2 separate regions of the Homo sapiens genome follow, and region 1 is linked to region 2. The links are chromatin contacts, found by Hi-C in ENCODE. All regions are on one chromosome and are shown on one strand. The core of a region is the stretch at or near the end of the contact, and the rest is flanking DNA. Distances in the headings are between cores, read along the strand shown. Region 1 holds the start of INMT-MINDY4 (INMT-MINDY4 readthrough (NMD candidate)). Region 2 has its middle 38 kb from the start of MTURN.

What was found. A loop is a pair of places that touch in the nucleus more often than their neighbours do. Pooled maps may share reads with other maps.
Region 1: a pooled map shows a loop between it and region 2 (2.4-fold over the local background). The contact joins the promoter of INMT-MINDY4 here to the enhancer-like site in region 2. A Hi-C loop is called at or near these places in 3 of 168 maps with a recorded cell type or tissue (HCT116, K562 and PC-9), 10 of 37 single-sample maps with no recorded cell type and 17 of 50 pooled maps.

The regions. Positions count from the first base shown.
Region 1 is chr7:30,750,725-30,753,424 of GRCh38, forward strand. INMT-MINDY4 (INMT-MINDY4 readthrough (NMD candidate)) reads left to right here and starts at 1,411. Exons shown (of 20, transcript NR_037598.1): 1 at 1,411-1,580. It overlaps INMT (indolethylamine N-methyltransferase), which reads left to right and starts at 1,411. Exons shown (of 3, transcript NM_006774.5): 1 at 1,411-1,580. The coding sequence starts at 1,427.
Region 2 is chr7:30,171,646-30,174,345 of GRCh38, forward strand. No RefSeq gene overlaps it. Among named protein-coding and RNA genes, the nearest start is that of MTURN, 38 kb to the left of the region's middle. Within about 2 kb of position 1,451, at least 20 of the 41 ENCODE cell types and tissues checked have a DNase peak (open chromatin) inside an H3K27ac peak, as active enhancers do.

The DNA.
Region 1 (2,700 bases), core at 161-2,660, 580 kb after region 2:
ACAAAAGACTGGCCTTCCCCGAGCAAGAGGGAATTCTGGCAGCAGCTGGTCTTTGGACTTGGACTGCAACATTGGCTTTTCCTGGTCCCACCCTTCAGAGTTTGGACTTACTGGCCTCCACAATTATACAAGCCAATTACTTAAAATAGATCTGATTCTCTCAGTGTACACAAGCTGGGTTCTCTTTCTCTGAAGAACCCTGACTAATAGAGGTACCATATGTCTTCCTTCCACCCTGCCCACAACTTAGTTAGCACCGTGCCTTTATTGCACACTCCTCCAATCATGTAATGCGAGCCCTGCAGTTTCCTGCCTGCTCTGTATGCCTTTTGCAGGCCAGCACGACAGCCGCAGGCCTCCCTGGAGGCTGCCCAGGCACCCGCCCCTTGGAAGCCAGGCCCTGACGACCGCTGGGTGTTCCTGCGTCTGTGGCATCACCCATCTGTTGGGCCCTGTGGATTCAGAATTGTTTGTTTACTTAAAGCCAGAACAAGGCATTCCTGTCCTTCCCACTTTCAGGGCAAGAGGCCTGAACCTCCAGTGTAGCGGATTCATTTCTGTCCGGTTTGTGGCCAAGTCAGAGCCATTTCCTAGTGCCAAAAACAGAGACTGAGCTTTTTTCTGTCTGTGGGAGATTTTACAACCCAGTCCCATTTCAAAGAGAAGACTGAGGCCAGGAGTGTCTTACCCGGAGTAGCCAGGTGAGTCAGTGGCCAGGAAGCCAGGACCCCTCTGACAGTTTATGCTTTATGACCGGGCGCCCTTGTTCTCATTCATGGAGATTGACGACAATTTCTGCTCTTCTCCCAGTGACCTGCACAGTGATGCCAAGTCAGCCATTCTGCTCTGCCTCCTGGGGTCTGAACTGTGTTCTCCAGCAGGGATGGGGGATGCATGAAGCTGCACCCACTGCCTGGCCTAGAGAGAGCCACTGGGCCCCAGTGACCACCAGGCGACAAGATGGGGATCTCACTGTGCACTCAGGTCACAACACCTGTGACTTAGAGGAGTGACTTTGGTCCTTACAGTCAGTGAAGTGGGCACGCAGGTGGGGAAACATAGGTCTGACACCTACTTGGAGGCCACAGAGCAGCATGTGGCTGCCAGGGCTGAGAGTTGCACCCAGGGCTGGGCACCATCAATTGCCTTTGACGGACATGGGTTGGTCCCTAGAGGCAGCAGGGCCAGGGCGGCTGCAGCCCCAGCTGTCATAGCTCTGGGGTTGGGGAAACCTCAGGTGTGTCAGTGTGGCTGGGAGGTGGTGAGACATGCACTGCCTTCTGCATCCCCCTAGAAGGAGAAGCTCAAGGAAAGGCATACTTGGGAGGAGCCATGGGATGAGGCTGGAATGCTGGGGGTGGAGCCTGGAGAGCTTGGAGCCCTCATAAGACCTGATAGCAAGGAGGGGGCACATTTCAGGGACACCATGAAGGGTGGCTTCACTGGGGGTGATGAGTACCAGAAGCACTTCCTGCCCAGGGACTACTTGGCTACTTACTACAGCTTCGATGGCAGCCCCTCACCCGAGGCCGAGATGCTGAAGTTTAACTTGGAATGTCTCCACAAGACCTTCGGCCCTGGTGAGCAGAGGGTGGCCCTTCCCCTTGAGCCTCTCTCCAAGGAACCTGGATGGGGATGGGGAGACGGTGTCCTGGGGGCAGTCTGGTCTCCTCTAGGGGTTTTTGGGGATGGGCTGGGGGAGCTTCTGGGGCCCTGCCCCCTCTCTTTGGGCAGCTGTTATGCTGGAGGTTGAGTCTGTCTCCCCATGGCTCAGGAGCTCTGTGCCAGCTGAAGAGCACAGCCCCGTGCAGTTCCCACACTGCTCTCCATTAGCCCCTAGGTCTTTGGGGTGGAGCAGAAAAGGCTCTCCAGGTCATCATCAAGTTCAGTCCTGACCTTGCACAGCCAGGCCTCTGGGGCCCCCAGAAGGCCAAGGGCAAACAGCAGGGTTGCAGTGGGACGGGATCGCCTGTGCCCGGAGTGTGCAGCCTAGATGTGTCTGTGATGAGGACCTGGAAAAGCCCTGCCCTGGGACAAGGATTGCTAGGTGGGGTCTCAACCCTGAGCAAGGGGCTCAGACCCCAAGGACCTCAACTGAGCCATCTGCACGATGGATGGTGACTTCTGCCTGTCTCCCGATGATCACTGCCCTCCCCATGGTGACCCCATGATTTGATTGTGTCTTCTAAACTCAAGCAGCCGTGTCCTCACTTTAGGCACTTGACTGGGGAACAGTAAGGGTGAGTCTCCTGGTGGTCTGTGGGATAAGAGGGGGTTAAAAGGCTGCTGAGCCTGGAGGAGCAGGCCGGTGTGGGAGGCAGAAATCAGAGAACAGCCGGACTGGGTGTGACCAAGCTTGGAAGGCCAAGTGATGGCCCCACGCCAGGGCTCCAGACAGAATGTTGGAAGTCATGCTTCATTCCAGCTTCCAGGTGACCCTGGATTCACTCCTGGGGCCATCTTCCCAGATCATCTCCTTAGCCCCGGCTTCCTATTCCTGTATGCTTTCACCCCTCCCTCCTCCAAGGAACAAGAAACCCATCCAGGAAGGGCTGGACTTCCAGGGGAGGCTTCCAGCTCCCAGTCAGCCTGAAACTTAAAGGGCCACTGACCCCAGCATGTCCTCTCTGAACTCTCCAGCCCGAATCTTCCCCAGAGCAGGGCTTGGGCCTCTGTTCTCTGTCCCAGAAATATTATACT
Region 2 (2,700 bases), core at 201-2,700:
TGAAGCAGACACAGCCCTAGACTATTCTAGTGGGAAGGCAAGAACATGTGCTGTGTCCCCGCCTGCTTTCCAACCTAAGGTAGAGGCTGTCCCAGGCACAAGAGCACTTTCAGGTCACTGGTGTAGCTTTTCCAAGGCTGCCTGCCTCTGCACCATCTCTGGGAAGATTCCGAAACTGCCCCATTCCAGTGGGGTGGCCTAGGGGCAGAAAAATGCTCCATGTGCCTCCCAGGCAGAGGTGGGAGCTTGGGGTGGCATTTCTTTAATGAAGTCACCTAGGTTTTCACATCTAGAACTGTGGACATCCAGGCTCCTGCTCACTGCTCTGAGTCACCGGAAGCCTGGAATGATGAGGCTTTTTTTCAAACACTATCTAAGAATCTTTGATGAATCCTCATCATCTGCCATCAGGCACCACGATTTCATGATCCCCAAAGGAGTAGGGCAGGTTCCTGAAGATCTCCCGGGGTCGGTCCACTGGCGCTGGGCCACTGACTCCATGGAAGTGGTTGGTGCAGCTGGCCTTCGAGACTCTGTGCCTTCAGAACCTCATATAGTCTGGCTGTGTCCCCCACCCAAAATTTCATCTTGAATTGTAATTCCCATAATCCCCATAATCCTTAAGTGCCAAGGGCGAGACCAGGGGGAGGTAATTGGATCATGGGGGCGGCCCCCCTGTGCAGTTCTCATGATAAGTGAGTCTCATGAGATCTGATGGTTTTATAAGCATCTGGCATTTCCACTGCTGGCACTCACTCTGTCCTGCTGCCCTGTGAAGAAGGTGCCTGCCTTTCCTTTGCCTTCTGCCATGGTTGTTAAGTTTCCTGAGGCCTCCCCAGTAAGTGGAACTGTGAGCCAATTAAATCTCTTTCCTTCATACATTACCCAGTCTCAGGTATTTATTCATAGCAGTGAGAACTGACTAATACAAAACCCTATTTGTTTTTCGCTTCCATCTGCTTTCCTTTTCCAGTTACTTCATTCTAATTGGTGTTCCTTTCCTACTTCTGGGTTCGTACCTCCCTTCTCATTACTGCTGTGACACATTCTCCCTCTACTGACTGGCAGGCCTGCCCTTCTCCCTGGTGACTGTTCAGGCAGGCCTTAGTGACCACGTGTGTTCACCCTAACCATAGACTTGACCCTTCTGCTTCAAACCCCATTGGAAATTGGCATTTCCTTGCTATTCTGAAAGATGGGAATGGGAATTTGGATTTGAGAGAACTGTAATAGAGCTCTGACACCTTCCTAGAGTCTGGGTGGCAGACTGGGTTCTGACTGGGACCAGATTCCACTTGTCCTTCCTCCTGGCAGGGTGTGTGTTAACTTCAGGGAGCCCAAGTCATTGTAACTCGTGTGCACAGACAACTAGAATCTGTGCCCAAGATGGGTCAGTGAGTCTCGAGTGATGATTCAAATTCATTTTCTTGCCAGGCAAACAAAATCTCTGACTTGCCTGGACTCCCTGTGAAGCTAGCTGCAGCTGCCAGTGCTGGTCTGTGGTGGCCCCAGGCTATGGGATTTGAACAGCTGCCTGCTAACAGCACCACCTCCTCTCCCGGATTTATCTTGCACCATTGCGCCCACAGCTGGGCCTGTGCAGAATGTACAGCATGATGCTGATGCTGTTCAGGCTGCCAGCCCATTGGAAGCACAGCAAATGACTTCTATTTATAGAGAAGGCATTCCTGGGCCACACACAGCACTCTTGGCCTGCTGAGAAGTCGGCCAAGTCCCTGACAGACACCAAGGGGCAAGACTGCAAGCCTCCTCTGCCAGAGAAGGCATTGTTCTGTCGCACACAATGGTAGAGCGGCCCTGGCATGATGTCAGATGAGTTGACAGTAGCAGCAGCTGCCTGTACGTTCCCTCTCCTCGTTTACAGCTGAGCTCTGCCAAACCCAGGGAGCAGTCCGGAGTTTTAGGTTTGGATTTTGGAAAATGAATTGCACCAAGAGGCCAGGACCGTCTTGCTTCAGTTGGCTTAGTAAGGAAATGGCCACAAGCCATAGGTGGTAATTTAGCAGTGGCTGCCTGAGTCGTTAGGGGAATGTAACCACAAAAGGCAGTAGAACGGGCAGCCAGGGCCATTGCAGGGCACAGTCACAGTGGCTGGCCAGGAGGTCTGATGGGGAGGCCTTTCCTTCCTGAAGACCCAGCCTCCCCTGGAATCCTCCCATTTCCCGAGGCCTAGCTGGTGGCACCCAAAACCCACGAGAGAGCTGCAACAGAGAGCTGGGCTGTCTCAGGTAAATGCAGGAAGGGCTACCCCTCTGTGGGTGAGTGATACTAGCTTCTTTAGGCAGCCTTTAGGTTCCCATTCATTAGTTAACTCTGGCTATACCTGAGAAGACAGAGTAACCAGCCTGGTGGTTGAGTGTACACTGTAGAGAAATACAGAGCCAGCCTTAGTCCCAGCTCCACCACTTGCTAGCTGTGGGGCTCTGAGCTAGTTAATTCAATTTGTCCAGTCCTCAGATTTTCCACTAGTAATTTGGGATTAAATAACCCGATAAGAAAATGAACCAAGGACACAGAGAGGCAATTCATAGAATAAAAAATACAAGTGGACAATAAATATATGAAAATGTGTTCAAGCTCTCTAGCTGTTAGAGAACTGCAAATTAAAATAAGGCCTCATTCCTGGCAAATGTTACAAGATTGATAATGCCCAGCACTGGCACGGAGGCGTTGGCACAC